Regions from separate parts of the Homo sapiens genome. Here region 2 is linked to region 1. Evidence: chromatin loops called from intact Hi-C (ENCODE). Cell type or tissue: PC-9. All regions are shown on one strand. Each heading gives the region's core, and the rest is flanking DNA. Links, peaks and the distances in the headings are about the cores only.

Region 1 (8,460 bases), core at 2,261-7,260:
AGCTCAGGAGTTTGAGACCAATCTGGGCAACTTGGCAAAACCCCATCTCTACAAAAAAAAATTTTTTTTAATTAGCCAGGTGCAGTGGCACACCTGAGGTGAGAGGATTACTTGAGCCTGGGAGGTCAAGGCTACAGTGAGCCATGTTTGCACCATTGCACTCCAGCCTGGATGACAAAAGAATATCATACTCCAGATACACTGAATTTTTTAATTTCTGAAAGACTTAAAATACAATGTAACTACCCACTATCTTGAGTCACTGCCCTTCAAAAACACATTCAAACATGGGTCAGTAAATGAGGTAATGTTTCTGTAACAGTGTCCTCTCAGCAATCTCAAGAAAAGGGCTCTAGGAAGTATGTTTTGGAAGGCAGCACACTATTTTCATTTCTATTCAATTTATTATTTAAAATTAAATTACACAGTACAATGGGCCCTGGATAAAATATTCTAAATAAGATAGAGAATGTCAACACCACAATTCTTTGTATGCATGCTAAGCAAAACTCAGAGAAGCAAAAACCCTAGGATATGATGTCAAACAAAGCTTTCAGAAACATAGCAACAATACGTTTGGAAAATAAAAAGTAAGATGTACACACCAAAGTAACCTTGGGAGCTAAAACAAAAAAGGCCCCTGTGAATGTTTCTTATCACAGCAATATTCTCTGGAAAGGATGGACAGTCATATCTGTCTTTTTGACCACATTCCCACTCCTGAGTAGTAGCATTGTCAACATATAATATGAAAGCCATCAATTCATTCTGACAGTGTTTGCACTTCAGGTGGTAAGAAACTCTGTCGGCTAAAAGAAGGAAAAAGAAAGAAATCAGGGAGTAATATCTTGGACCAAGATTAGAAGTATAGCAAACTATGAAAGAAGACAGTTGCAAATAAAAAGTGTTCTAAATAAGAGAGAACTGAACTTTTAAAGAACAGAGGCAATAGGCCTATGCTCATTTAAATAAAAGCAAAATCCTCTATGATTTATTACTAAACTTTGCATACAAAGATGGTTGTGACAGATTATAGTACTCATTTTACTCACCCACTGAATAGGCCAGCATATGACTAAGAACATTTTCCTTGTTGAATATTCATCTACATAGTACTTTTCTTCTATAAGCAGAAATTATTAATCAAATATAGCCTCCTTAATTCTGAACTATAATTGTGCAGAAGTCAGTGGAGGAAGTCATTTCACAGAGAAGTAACTCAGACACAGGGATATAAAATGAACCCTCCAAGAAGATTCTGGACGCATACATAGTACATAACAGAGTACAAACAAAAGTTTACTAGTTGCTTGTCAGGCATTTATTGATCATGAGTCTAGCAAGCCTTTGTTGTAGATTCAAAAATTAAGACTAAAATTCTACCCTTAATATATTTAACGCTTGTTGATGACCCATAATTCACACACAGATACACACACCAAATCAAAAAGCAAAGGTAGTGTGCATTTAAGAGAGTGATTTAGCAAGTAAAGTATCATTTTCACCAGTTTTAAAATCAAGTCTGCTTCTAATTCAGCTTTACAAATGGAAAGTATATAAATTGGAGTAATCCTAAATCACCACAAAAACTTAAAAACACAAAATGTCTTACTTTGGAAAATGAAATTTAGACTCAACAAATTTTATTGGACAACTACTGTATGCTAAGTGATAAGAATACAAAACTATGTTGGAAAATGGTCCTTGTTATTAAGATGCTCTCGATCTAATGAAGTCTACTCGGAGGGAATTTAGAGAATTCAAGACCCAGTGGACCACAGAAGAGAGATATTAAACTATACTTGAACCATAGAGGATCTGAAAGAAAAACCTTCTAATATTGAGGACACCATATGCCAAAATACAGGATATGAATAGCATTTGGTAACAGTTCTAAAATGGTGGTGTAGCACGTTGAAGGAGTAGGACATTAAAACTGAGGAATTAGTTAAGGGATTTATGTGTCACATATGAGAATTCAGAATGTATTTAATAGCCTCTGGCCACACTATTTTTTCCGTGAAGCAAAAAGTTTCTCCTTCAATACTCTACACCCACAATCTTATTCTCGTGTCACCTTCCTACTTTCCAATCTTCATTGCACTGGATGACTAATCCCTTTTAGCCTCTGGCTACATTCACTATTATCACCTCCCTGACCATCACTCACCTCTCATTCTCTGGCTTCAGCTCTATTGGCAGCTTCCTCAATACTATCAATGCACTCCCATCCCTAAGAGAAAAACACATGCATATACACACAATAAAAATGATTACGATGACACCTTTGGGGCTGCCTCTCTTCTCTCTCTTCATAATGAAGAATGTCAACTCCTCAAAGAAGCAGTCTAAATTCCCTCTCACACAATACACCTCACAGTCACTCTTCAACCTACTACCACACAGTGTCTATTCCCACTCCTCCACCAACACTCTTCTGACAGTGGTCTACATTCTATTCCATTTCTTTTCTGCACTTGTCATTGCTAATCACTCCCTTGAGTTCACTCAGCCATCATGCCTGTGCCTTTCCCAAAATATCCTATTGCTTTCTCCTTTCCTTCATCTGTTTCTTTTCACTCTCCTTTGCTGACTATAATTCTTCAAACTACTACTGTGTTCCCTCCTCTAAACTAAAAGAAACCCCTCAGTTAATATTTGAAATTTTTTTAATTAGCCTTAAGTCACACTTATTAATTGTCTTCTATGGGTCACAACTATCTTTCACTCTTTGCCAAAGGAGACAGGTGGTGTTCATGATAACCCATAAGTAATTTTCTATTGCATAACAAATAAAGATTAAACCCTTGGCCAAGCATCAGAAGGCTTCTGCTCTGGGCCCCTACCATCCTTAAGTCACTGAAGCTCCTTTCCACCCACTCACCACACAGACTGATTACAATCAACTTATTATATAAAAAGTGAAAAATGAAGCAGAAAAAAAGATAGACTTGGCCTGAGTACAAACCTATTCTGTAATATCTTTAGCAAGTTAATTTATCTACCTAAACCTAAATGTTGTTACTTGTACAACTGTGATGATACCTAATTCTTAGTCTCCTGATAGAATTAGAATTCTCCTTGTAGAATGACTGGCATAAAATGTGCCCATCCAATATTTATTTTTATAATGACAGTAATATTTGTTACTATGGTCAGGCACTATATATATGTTAGCTCATTTAATCCTCTCAGAAACCTTTTCAGGGAGGTAGTCTTACTACCCTCCATTAGAAACAAGGAAACAAAGGCACAGTGAGGTTAACTAACATGCCCAGGAGCCCAAAATTAGAAAGTGGTATAGAGTCATATTTTAGAGCAACTTACAGGGAGCCTTGAGTGTATCAGTCCTTAAATAAATCATTAAACCCAAACAGAATACTGTTCTCTACTATGCCTTTGCTCGTACAGTTCCCTTATTGAAAATTCTTACTTTGTCTCTTCCCCACTTCATATTCCACTGAATATTCCCTTCTTTCACAGCCCATCTCAAATCCTCTTTGATACCCCTCCCTTACTCCAATAACATCTTACTGGTAATTTTTATATCACTTACCAAACTAACTTGCATCTCACATCTTTGCGCTTATGTCTGTTTTTGCAATTATCTTGAGAGATCTGAGGAGATACAGATCATGTTTGTTTTCTGTTTTTCATCTTTGAACCTTCTGTAGCAATTTGGCACAATGCATTGCCTTACATAAGTGTTCAATAAATCTTTGTCGAATTCACTTTTAAGATTACCAGAATAAATCTCCCAGGATTTTATCAGAATAACATATTTTTACTTTAAAAAATCATGATATCTCCCTTCAAACCCCTGTGATATTTATGCATTCTCAGACTAGGCCGGATTTTTCAAGCAGATGCAACTGGGAGACTGGTCCTGGAGGTTTACTTTTTTATGTGATTTTAGTGGTAGGTCTCTTCCCTAGTCAAAAAGAGTACTGCATCAGATTTTATTGTCCATGTGAATGCATTCATTGAAAAGCAGACCTCCAAAAGGACGGGTTGAACCATGCTGGGGTTCAATCATGCACAGATAAGTGAGCACTTATTACAAAACATCTACTTAGTTTCCTGGTATGTATGAGCCTTTCCAGTGTGCACAATGTACTAAAAGCTGCTGAACACAAAAATGTTCTTTATCCAAGTAACACCAGTGCCATCTGCAGGAAGAGCTCAAGCAGCAGTTGTGTTTTTATTTATATATTTCTCTTCAGTCTCATCAGAAGGCTTTGTCATGCTTTCACCTGATGAAAACCATTATAGAGCTCACCTACTATGGAAGGTTTCCATCCATTTTCCTTGGTGGATGGAGAAGGTATTGTTAAAATATAAGAAACCATAACATAGCTGAACTAGAACAATCTAGTTCATTCAGTTCCCCCAATAACACTAGAAATGAACAAACAACCTCAAACAGTGATAAACAAAAGGGTCAAAATCACTACTTAAAACAAAATCAAGAGCAATGAAATGATGAGAGTGAACATTCTGTGCATATGAGCACTAATGCTAAAATCATCTCAACAAGGAGGAAAAAAGAGAGGAAAAGCATCTACTGAGATAATGTCTATTTCTAAAGATAAACTGGTCATGATCCTCAAAAGCATGAATTATAATATTGAACTAGTGTTTATCAAGAATAATCTACATCATTCCACTTGATCAAATAAATCAGGTTTTTAAACTACCAATAAATTAAATAGTAATTAATGGTCATCTGTAGCAGAACCACTCTAACTGAACCTACTTATATAAGCAAAAGCAAATTTCATAAGACCATGCCAAAATGAACAAGTCATACTACATCTCATTTCTTTCATATTTCTCTTCAAATACATTCGTTACAGTTTTAGTTTTGTTTTGCGATGGATGAATATAATTGTGTACCTCAGTCTGGTGGGGTCCCCAACTGTGATCCACAAAGGAGAAAAATTAATCAAGTTTTATCACATGTGAAGCATGCCAAATCCCCAAGGGTGTGCAAGACTAGCAAACTTTCCCACTTTTTTCTCATGTTTTCTGCCACTCTTTTTAAAAGAGGCCTCTCAACTGAACTTCTACATTATGAATGCTTAACTCTGCACACAGAGTAGAAAATCATTTCTATGTCTATTGAGAAATGCTGAAAATTCTATCCTGCCCAACATATCTCTCCCATCGGCCTACCAGAAAATCTAACTGGAGAGTATGTATCTAACAATTACCATGAGGAAACAACTTTAAAGATCATAGATGCTACTTATAGTTGCTGAAGTTAACATAGCTGCAGAACTATGTAAATAGCCCTGAAAATCAAGATTGAATTGAAATAATCAAGCTTAAATTTGTAATGTAGCCTAATTACTATGACAATATAGGTAGTATTGATAATTGCTAGAATATGCCTATATTTCAAATATAACAATAAAATGAGTTACCCTATTAAAAAAATAAACAAGCAAACAAAAAACTCACTGGGCAGGTAGAAGGTAATTGCAATAGAAATAAATCAACAAAGAATAATATTTTACTAGAAATTAGTGGGAGGAAGGAAATGAAAAGTATTGTGATGATATTGTAACATTCCTGAGCCCATTCTAGAATACACTACTGAGACAGGACACAAAATAGACACAGTTGTAACGAGGAACTCTATCAGCTCTTGTGTCTCATTCAGTGCAAACAAAGCATGGGACAAGTCTTCATAGTTTGAGCACCAAGAAAGTCTAGAAACTATTTAGAGACTTAAGGTCAAAAAATGAATGGGTTGGTGAAGCAAAAGTGACATGAATTTAAGGGTTCAAGGGCCCTGTCACACAGAGGCTTACGATGACCAGCAAGGGAAAGGTTGAAGTAGACGGCTTGATATAAGTCCAGACTAGAGTAAGTCAAGAATTTGAAAGTTCAGAGAGATATTCAGGATTTTATGGCATGCAATCCTAAAAGGGAAGATAGGCTGAAAGGACTAGAGCCTCCCCAGGAATCATTCTGATTATTCAATCAAAAATTATTTTATTAGGAAAGAAGAATGTGAAGCACCAAAATAAACACAGTGGTCCAAGCAAGTCATAGACTAAGACAGTAACACATGGTTTTAATGACTACATGACAAAAATTAAAATATTATCCCAGACTAGGAACAAAGGCATAACCACCAAGGGTAAATATGAAAGCTGCAAAGCACTTTGTTTAACAAAGAGGATAAGAAGAAACAAAATTTATACAATATGTATATTAACGCTGACTGAAATGAAGATAAGGATTCCAAAGCCCCATTCCCTCCCACTACCACACAGGTGCCTGAAAGGGCTCTTGGAGCACTGTCTGAAACCGCAGGCCTAGGTCAATGTACAAGTTGCTCTGCATAGATAAAAAGACCTTTCTCCTAATGCTATCCCTCCCCGCTCCCCTCACCCCACAACAGTCCCCAGAGTGTGATGTTCCCCTTCCTGTGTCCATGTGTTCTCGTTGTTCAATTCCCACCTATGAGTGAGAACATGCAGTGTTTGGTTTTTTGTCCTTGCGATAGTTTACTGAGAATGATGATTTCCAATTTCATCCATGTCCCTACAAAGGACATGAACTCATCCTTTTTTATGGCTGCATAGTATTCCATGGTGTATATGTGCCACATTTTCTTAATCCAGTCTATCGTTGTTGGACATTTGGGTTGGTTCCAAGTCTTTGCTATTGTGAATAGTGCTGCAATAAACATACGTGTGCATGTGTCTTTATAGCAGCATGATTTATAGTCCTTTGGGTATATACCCAGTAATGGGATGGCTGGGTCAAATGGTATTTCTAGTTCTAGATCCCTGAGGAATCACCACACTGACTTCCACAATGGTTGAACTAGTTTAGAGTCCCACCAACAGTGTAAAAGTGTTCCTGTTTCTCCACATCCTCTCCAGCACCTGTTGTTTCCTTACTTTTTAATGATTGCCATTCTAACTGGTGTGAGATGGTATCTCATTGTGGTTTTGATTTGCATTTCTCTGATGGCCAGTGATGATGAGCATTTTTTCATGTGTCTTTTGGCTGCATAAATGTCTTCTTTTCAGAAGTGTCTGTTCATATCCTTTGCCCACTTTTTGATGGGGTTGTTTGTTTTTTTCTTGTAAATTTGTTTGAGTTCATTGTAGATTCTGGATATTAGCCCTTTGTCAGATGAGTAGGTTGTGAAAATGTTCTCCCATTTTGTAGGTTGCCTGTTCACTCTGATGGTAGTTTCTTTTGCTGTGCAGAAGTTCTTTAGTTTAATTAGATCCCATTTGTCAATTTTGGCTTTTGGTGTTTTAGACATGAAGTCCTTGCCCATGCCTATGTCCTGAATGGTAATGCCTAGGTTTTCTTCTAGGGTTTTTATGGTTTTAGGTCTAACGTTTAAGTCTTTAATCCATCTTGAATTAATTTTTGTATAAGGTGTAAGGAAGGGATCCAGTTTCAGCTTTCTACATATGGCTAGCCAGTTTTCCCAGCACCATTTATTAAATAGGGAATTCTTTCCCCATTGCTTGTTTTTCTCAGGTTTGTCAAAGACCAGATAGTTGTAGATATGCAGCGTTATTTCTGAGGGCTCTGTTCTGTTCCATTGATCTATATCTCTGTTTTGGTACCAGTACCATGCTGTTTTGGTTACTGTAGCTTTGTAGTATAGTTTGAAGTCAGGTAGTGTGATGCCTCCAGCTTTGTTCTTTTGGCTTAGGATTGACTTGGCAATGCGGGCTCTTTTTTGGTTCCATATGAACTTTAAAGTAGTTTTCTCCAATTCTGTGAAGAAAGGCATTGGTAGCTTGATGGGGATGGCATTGAATCTATAAATTACCTTGGGCAGTATGGCCATTTTCACGATATTGATTATTCGTACCCATGAGCATGGAATGTTCTTCCATTTCTTTGTATCCTCTTTTATTTCATTGAGCAGTGGCTTGTAGTTCTCCTTGAAGAGGTCCTTCACATCCCTTGTAAGTTGGATTCCTAAGTATTTTATTCTCTTTGAAGCAATTGTGAATGGGAGTTCACTCATGATTTGGCTCTCTGACTGTTATTGGTGTATAAGAATGCTTGTGATTTTTGTACATTGATTTTGTATCCTGAGACTTTGCTGAAGTTGCTTATCAGCTTAAGGAGATTTTGGGCTGAGACAATGGGGTTTTCTAGATATACAATCATGTCGTCTGCAAACAGGGACAATTTGACTTCCTCTTTTCCTAATTGAATACCCTTTATTTCCTTCTCCTGCCTAATTGCCCTGGCCAGAACTTCCAACAGTATGTTGAATAGGAGTGGTGGGAGAGGGCATCCCTGTCTTGTGCCAATTTTCAAAGGGAATGCTTCCAGTTTTTGCCCATTCAGTATGATATTGGCTGTGGGTTTGTCATAGACAGCTCTTATTATTTTGAGATACGTCCCATCAATACCTAATTTCTTGAGAGTTTTTAGCATGAAGGTTGTTGAATTTTGTCAAAGGCC
Region 2 (8,460 bases), core at 1,140-6,139, 730 kb before region 1:
ATTTAGAACTTATGGGAGGAGGATGTTCAAATCCTCTGCAAAACTGGAAGCCTCAAAAGATTTTTGTCAGTGAAACTTGGCCAAGAAAAATTGCTAAATAACTGAGGAAAAGTTAGGAAGCCTGTGGAAGCATCAAGGGTTGTGAGCAGAAAAATAAAAGCAAAGTTCACTTATGAGTAATAAAAATCCCAGGTTAGCACTAAATGCAAGAGTGTTGTCTAATTTCATCATCAGAGCTCCTTCAGAGGCAAACAGAAAATTGCTCTGCAGGTAATTCCCACAATTCAGTGTATAGATGTGGGAATAAAGAAAAAGAAAAGGACAAAAAAGACCAGAAGATGTGTTCATGTTCAAAATTGCAGATCACACAAGATGACAAACTACCAACACTACCAGGTACTCACTATCAGGAGAAGGTCAACAGATGCAAAACAGATGACGAGAATCACCATAATAATAGAACAATGTTTGAAACATTATATACTGCTTAAACTATCTAAATAGACAAGGAATAAAAATATTCTGGAAATTAAATAATATATGTTACTAAATATTTAACACTTCAAGAGATTTCCAACTTCTATTCAGTGATGTAAAATGCTGGAAAGAATATTGTTCTCCCAAGAAAAATCTACAAAAACTCCAAATCCATAGCTTTTCTTTTTCTTTCTGAATTATTTATTTATTTATTTAGAGCTTTTATTTTAGGTGCAGGGGTACACATGGAGGTTTGTTATATAGGTAAATTGCATGTCACAGAGGTTTGGTGTATAGAGTATTTCACCACCCAGGAGATAAGCATAGGTAGATATGCTACGTATGCTGCCCAATAGGTAGGTTTTTGATCTTCACCCTCCTCCCTCTCTCCACCCTCAAGCAGGCCCCAGTGTCTGTTGTTCCTTTCTTTGTGAACATCTGTACTCAATATTTAGCTCCCATTTATAAGTGAGAACATGTGATATTTGGCCCTCTGTTACTGTGTTGGTTCACTTAGCATAATGGCCTCCAGCTCTGTCCATGTTACTGCAAAGGACATAATCTCATTCTTTTTTATGGCTGTATAGTATTTCATGGTGCATTTGTACCACATTTTCTTCATCCTGTCTACCATTGATTGGCATATAGGTTGATTCTATGTCTTTGCTACTGTGAGCAGTGCTGCAGTAAACATACACGTGCACATATCTTTATGGCAGAACAATGTATATTCCTTTGAGTATATACCCAATCATGGGATTGCTGAGTCAAACGGTAATTCTGCTTTGAGTTCTATGAGAAATTGCCAAACTGCTTTCTGCAATGGCTGAACTGATTTACAGTCCCACCGGTAGTGTGTAAGCACTCTTTTTTCTCCACAACCTCACAGCATGTTATTTTTTGACATTTTAATAACACCAATTTTGACTGGTATGACATGGTATTTCATTGTGGTTTTGATTGGCAGTCATTAGAGAGAGACCATCCCAGGGCAATCTGCTAACCTAATATCTGGGGAGAAACAGGCACCTGCAGCGAGTCAGGATTTGAATCTTTGCTTAACTAGTACAGACACTGGACAACACTAAGGAGAATTCAGCAAGAATAGTTGACAAATTGGTAGAGTGTGGAATGGCAGGTGAGCCTGGTGGCTGCAGAATTTTCGGTGAAAAACTTATTTATTTATTTATTATTTTTTTTTGAGATGGAGTCTTGCTCTGTTGCCCAGGCTGGAGTGCAGTGGCATGATCTTGGCTCACTGCAAGCTTCGCCTCCCGGGTTCATGCCATTCTCCTGCCTCAGCCTCCCGAGTAGCTGGGACTACAGGCACCCACCACCACGCCTGGCTATTTTTTTTGTATTTTTAGTAGAGACGGGGTTTCACTGGGTAAAAAACTTATTTTAAAAAAATCTCCTACAGACTGGAGGGTTTACTGGTGAACTTTACCAAACATTAAAGGAAAAATAATACCATTTCTACATAATCTCTTTCAGACACTTTAAGAAAATAAAAATACATTATATGAGCCCAACACTGTTGTAATGCCAAAACTGGAAAAAAAAATCATTACAAGAGAACTACATGCTAATATCTCTCATAAACATAGATGCAAAAATCCTGATAAAATATTTTAGCAAATTAATACCAAAACATAATATAAAAGTAATTGCATATCCTAGCCAAAGTTGGTCTATCCCAACAATACCAAACTGGTTCAACATGCAAGAATTGATCGATAAAATTAACAATATTAACATCATATTTAAAAAGAGGAATCATGTGATTAACTCTAGATGCAGAAACTGGATTTGACAAAATTCAATATCTATTTATTGAAGAATAGATATTGAATAGAATGTGGAAAAATCTTAGAACACTGGGAATAAAAACTTCTTTGACTCAATAAGGAAGAGGTACAAAAACATTTAACTTACATTATGTTTAATGATATAAACAAAGGATGTTTGTGCTAAGATTGGAAACAAGCCAAGCCAATATCATACTGGAAATCTTAGTTTAATAAGGCAAGAATAAAAAGTGTACAGATTAAAGGGAAAGAAATAATAATGTCTTTCTTTACAAACATGACTGATCCCATAGAAAATCCCATAGACTCTTTAAAAAGCTTCTAGAACTAATATGTGAGTTCAAAAAGATCTAAAGATAAAATATCACTCTGCAGAAAATCAATCGTATTTCTGCATACTAGCAATGAACCATATTACTTAAAAGATAAGAATGCTACCATCATCAATAAAACAAATTATGAGATATATATATATTTAATGCATACATGCATATTTCTGTATGCAGAAAATTATGTGGATAAAAGAAATCAAGTAAGGTCAAAATAAATGGAAAGATATACTGTGTTAATGGATTGAAAGACCCACTTTGTTAAAAATTCAATTATCTTAAGGTTAAATTATAAATCAAATGCAATACCAATCAAAATACCAATGATTTTTTCTCTAAATATATATATTAACAGATGATTATAAAATTTATGGAAAGAAAAAAGAAACAAAATAACCAAAACAACTTTGAAAAATAAGTAAAAAGTTAGATGATTCACGTTACTAGATGTCAAGACTGACTATGAAGCTATAGTGGTTAAGACAGTATGATATTAGCTGAAGGGCACACCTTTAGATAGATATAATGGATTAGAGTGCCCAGAAACAGACCCACCCAAACATAGTCAATTTAATTTTTTTGAGAAATGTACAGTCATTTCAACAGAGAAAGGATAGTCTTAACTGGAACTTGAACAACTGGATGTTCATACGTACAAAAATAAACCTTGACCCAAGCCACACACCTTACAAATTTGACTCAAAATGATCACAAGACAAATATTAAATATAGACAAATAATATAAAACAATAAAACATAAGGAAAATTGTATGAGCTTGGTTTAAGCTAAGAGTATTTAGATACAACAACAAAAGCACAATCCATAGAAACTTGGACCTTGTAAAAAATTATTTTTTCATCTACAACAGTATTATGAGGAGAAAAAGAAGACACAGACTGGGAGAAACAATCACATTTCTGACAAAGACAAATGAAATTATGTCCACGTAAAACCTGCATATAAATGTTTATAACAGCCTAACTTATAATTGCCAAAATCTGGTAGCAACAGGATATCCTTCCCCATGTAAATGGATTGGCAATCTATGTGAGATGTGGCTCACAATGTAATACTAGTCAGAAAAAAAAGTTAGAAACCATTGATTCAACAACTATTGATTTGAAAACAACATGGATGAATTTTTAAGTGATTCTTTGAATCTGGTTGCTAAGTGTGAAAGCAGCTGGACCCAAAAATGTGTGTCAGGGTTTCTCATCTTGAGCACTGCCGACATTTGGGGCCAGATAATTCTTTATTGTCCGGGGTTGTCCTGTGCATTGCAGGAGGTTGAGTGGCATCTCTAACCTCTTCCCACTAGAGGTCAGTAGTAACCCTCACTCCAGTCTTACCAATCAAAAAATGTCTTCAGACATTGTCAAATATCCCCTTGGGAACAAATTTGTCTCTCACTGAGAACCCCCAGTCTACATATTGTATGTTTCTACTTATATGATATCACGGAAAAGAAAACTATAGACTGAAAACAGGCCAGTAGTTGTCAGATTTAGGAAAATGGAGTGGGTAACAAGAGAATTTTTAGTGTGATGGACTGTTTTGTATCAGGACTATGAATATATGACTCCTCAAAACCCATAAAGCTACATACTACAAAAAGTGAATTTTACTGTATGTAAATCAAAAATAACCAGTATGTGGGGGAATCCCAAATCAAACACAAACTGTGACCTATGAACCTAAATGAACAACAAGTGAACAACAAAACCACACATAGTGTAATAGGAAACAAAAAGAAAACTAACTATAGTTACTTTGGAAAGCAGTGTTTTAACTAAATATTGTAAGGTTAAAGACAAAAATAATTGTTTTGGTTTGAACATTTGTTCCCTCCAAAACTCATGTTGAAATTTGGTTGCAGTGTTAGAAGGTGAGACCTTTGGGAGGTGATAGTTCCACCCTCAAGAGTGGGATTAATATTGTCATGAAAGGCCATATTTGGGCCCCCGTTGGCCTCTTTGCCTTTTGCTGTCTGCCATGTGAGGAAAGTGTTTCTTCTCTGCAGAGGATGCAACAAGAAGGCCCTTGAAATATGCCAGTGACTGAATCTTGGACTTCCCAGCCTCTAGAACTGCGAGAAAATAAATTTCTGTTCTTTATAAATTATCCAGTGTCAGGCATTATGTTATAGCAGAACAGACAGACCAAGAGAGAATAGTAAACAAATATTGCACTCTAGTTAGCAAACTTTTTAAATCAAATGCATGTGGGTTAGGAAATTTGAGACTAAATAATAAAGTTGAACAAATAAATAAATACATTTTATATACTGAGATTCTGGTTTCTCAATGGCAGAGAAAAAATTACTAGGACTGAAGTGGAACAGCTAGAATAAAACCTGTGGTTGTTAGAGTGATAGGTGAAACTATCATTATAAATATATGGTTTCTAAATATTTGTACAAATATTTAGATAGAGAAAATATATAAATGTTTTATGCATGTGTGTTTAATCTAAGCTTTAAGCTTTGTGAGCTGAGAAGTCCTGGAAACAATACTACTTCCGTAGCAGTGAGCACACCAGGTATTCAGACCTTAGTGTTTTAATTGCACTCTCCTTTACAAGGAACTTGAGCGCTTAAGAGGAGTGTTTGATTCCAGGTCAAGAAAAGAAAATATACAAGATGAGTCCAGAGCATCCTGGACATCAAAAAGTAAGGAAATGCTCATAAAAGGATGAGGGCACATTAAAAGGGCAGAGGGGACTCTGTGAAAGAGCTTCAATGACCAATATACAACAGTTTGAGCAACAAAATAATGTAGCATTGTATTATAGCTCACAGAATAATGTAAATATCCATGTGTCCAATTGATATAAATGTATAATTGAATAAGTAAATAAATGTGGGAGAATGGGTAGTTCTTCTTTGCAGAATAAATCCGATTAATAAGTGTAGAAGAAATGAAGAAAATAGAACATTTTCATTAGAATAACACAATAATAATTATTAGTGGCAAGATTGCATGCTAAAATTATGCACATTTTTAGAAGAGATACATTACAGGATATTTGTGTAGTGTCAGAATATCTTCCTCTAAGATATTTATCAATACAGAATGCAAAACAGTAACTTTACAGTAGATAAACCTGCCGTACACGACATCAACCACATGATCAAAGTTAATATCACCAGTTATAATGACATATGACATTCTGTACCTCCTGATACAATGCAGAGAAATGGACACATCCCTTCTGTGATATTATTGCCAAAAATGCATAACCTCAATCTAAACATGTAAAAATAACAGACAAAATAAGCCTAACAAAAGTGATACCTGCTCTGATAAGATGATGGAGAGTAGTAATGACTTATTAGATGAGTGTCATTTTTATTTGCCTCAAGAAAACTGAAACAATGCATAGCCAGTTTGGTGATTTTATGCACATGAATGAATCCCTGAACTTGGCTGGTTGGCACTCCACTTAGGAAAGGGTGAAGATAATCTCTCCTTTCCTTTCACTTCATAATACACTGGGAAATGAGTACATCAAAAATCATTTTTTGCAGGTTTATATGTTTGCTTTTTTCCTCTACATCCTTCTTAAAGTTATTCTACCTTTTTAAAATCAAGATTACTCAGACTGATTTAAAACAAAAACCCTGTAGGACTGCTGATCGTCTACAGCCTTTCAATGCCTCAGAGGCAGGCAGAGAAGCCACTAAACATTAGAGCAAAACTGATTTTCTTTCTGTACTGACTTCAGAAGGTGAATTGAAAGTTACCTTCAATTGAACATTCACTTTCAACGTGAAGACCCAGTGAAAGAATCTGAAACTGGATTTGATATATTTAAATAGAGCTAAGTTATTTCAAGGACTTTAGATCCTTCTGGTAAAGATTTAATAAAATAGTGATAGAGTGAAGTGTTTGGATATTTTAAGCTGAATAAATAGCCTGTTCAATCATTAAGCCTTTAACAGTTCCTTGAAACAGAACCAGTAATCCCTTCATCCAATGGTCTTATCTCAACTATAGAATTTATATAGCGTTTATTATATTAGACCTTGTCCTTTCCCCTTTATTTTACAGGTATGTAAGCCTGTTCTCGTCTACGAGACTTTATTTACATTTCTTGAGGTCAGAGTAGTATTATTTAACTAAATAATCACAGGGCCTTGACCAATGCCTTCTATATATTAGGGTACAGATAAAGGTTTATTGAATAAAATAGATTATGAGAGTAGTTTTGTTATCTTTTCTGAGAAGAAAATGGATATCTCTATCTCTATATCTGTACTTTACCTTTACCTGTATCTATATCTAATCTATATCTATCTGTATGTCTATGTATTTACATGGATATAAATATGGATATAGATATCAATATAGATACAATTCTGCATCTGGGTTACTTTTTAGTATACAACTGTTGCATTTTTATGGGTACACCATATTTATATATATGGCCAATCTTATTAATTCATACCAACAAATAATTTTTAAATGTTTTCCATTTCTAATATTCTTCATAATGCACTTAATGGTTTACCAATTACTTATAAGTACACAGATTGTAGGCAATGAAGCCAGTCCTCTGAATTCAAGAGCTCTTACTGCCTGTGTTCAATCTTTCAAAAAGTAACTTTCCACCAAATGAGAAACTGTGTAAGAATCACACCTACTCACATTTTTTTTCCCAAAATTTTGCACTTGAGGAGCAGAAAGATGAGGTTGTAATAATATCCACATTTTTTCCTACCAGCTCACCTGGCAATCTGTTTTAATCTTGGCATCCTCAATCCCGGAAGTTCACCCAGAGTTATACAGCAATTAGAGGGAAAATAAATTAGTATTTAAATATAATGTGTAGTTTTCTTCAGAGATACCTTAACATTTAATATGTTTTCTAAAAACATAACCAGACTCTCTCTATATATAGAGTTCAAATTATATATAAAAATAAATATATAATTATATATATGAAGGACAAATTTGGGTGACAAAAAGGAAACTGAATCGTAAGTCAGTTGATCCATATTAAAATTGCAGTACTATCATTTATAGGTTTTCTTTGGGTGAATGTTTTCATATTTTAACTCAGTTACCTTGTCTGTATAATGAAGATGATACTTCCTACCACATGGTTTTAGTCTTCCTTGCACAAAACATTTTGAGAAGATGATACGTGTGCAGTGAAAAAAAAGGAAGAGTTTTAATTAAATTTAGAAAAATTAGGCTAGACTTAATTTAAAATGTTTCCTATATAATGTTTTCCGCAGAGTAATTTACTAATGTGAATTATAAACACTAATGGGATAGATACTCTGTGTAGCATTTCATATGTATGTATGTGTATACACCCACCCCCACACACACACAGACTTTTTTTTAATCTCAAAATATTTTTTGTCTTTGGGCTGGGAAAATATGCACTACAGTTTATTGTCTGTCTGTAATTGATACACTTTGTAAAAGGACCATTACACATGTAGTAAGATTTATAGATATTTTAAAAACATTTCAGCAAATTGTTGATTACCTACAGGGTGTAGTTATAAAAATATCACTGCTGCTGGGTCTCTTTCTTCATACTTTCCCTGTGCTTTGCTGTGTCTCAGGGGAAGAAAAGCATGTTTAGGTAATTGTGCTTAGTTTTTATTATTAAGCATATTTTCTGGATGGTGCTTTTTGAAGGAACAACAAAGGTGACAATTATAACATGGAAAATAAAAAGAAAATAATTTCAAGAGGAGACAAACACCCTTTAAGTGATAAAATTAAAAATATTCTTCCATATAACTCATGCACAGATTAAATGTCAGCAATTAAAATGACCTTCACATTTATTTTTAAGTTGGGGTTAATTATAGCATTAATCAAATACC

The links. Hi-C counts contacts between places; a loop is a spot of excess contacts. Peaks named below come from ENCODE experiments on the same cell type or tissue, not always from the same donor. Only the 100,000 strongest peaks of a DNase experiment are listed, where the experiment ranks them.
Region 2: it touches region 1 in a loop (30-fold over the local background); 5 of 110 quality-filtered maps call a loop at or near these places.

What each region holds. Positions count from the first base shown.
Region 1 is chr14:45,606,190-45,614,649 of GRCh38, reverse strand. No RefSeq gene overlaps it. Among named protein-coding and RNA genes, the nearest start is that of LINC02303, 110 kb to the left of the region's middle. In PC-9, for the core only: no CTCF peak of the experiment used is centred there; no DNase peak of the experiment used is centred there.
Region 2 is chr14:46,340,004-46,348,463 of GRCh38, reverse strand. The region is part of intron 3 of LINC00871 (long intergenic non-protein coding RNA 871); the gene reads right to left. Among named protein-coding and RNA genes, the nearest start is that of LINC00871, 280 kb to the right of the region's middle. In PC-9, for the core only: CTCF peaks have their summits at 3,752 and 3,952 (motif pointing right); no DNase peak of the experiment used is centred there.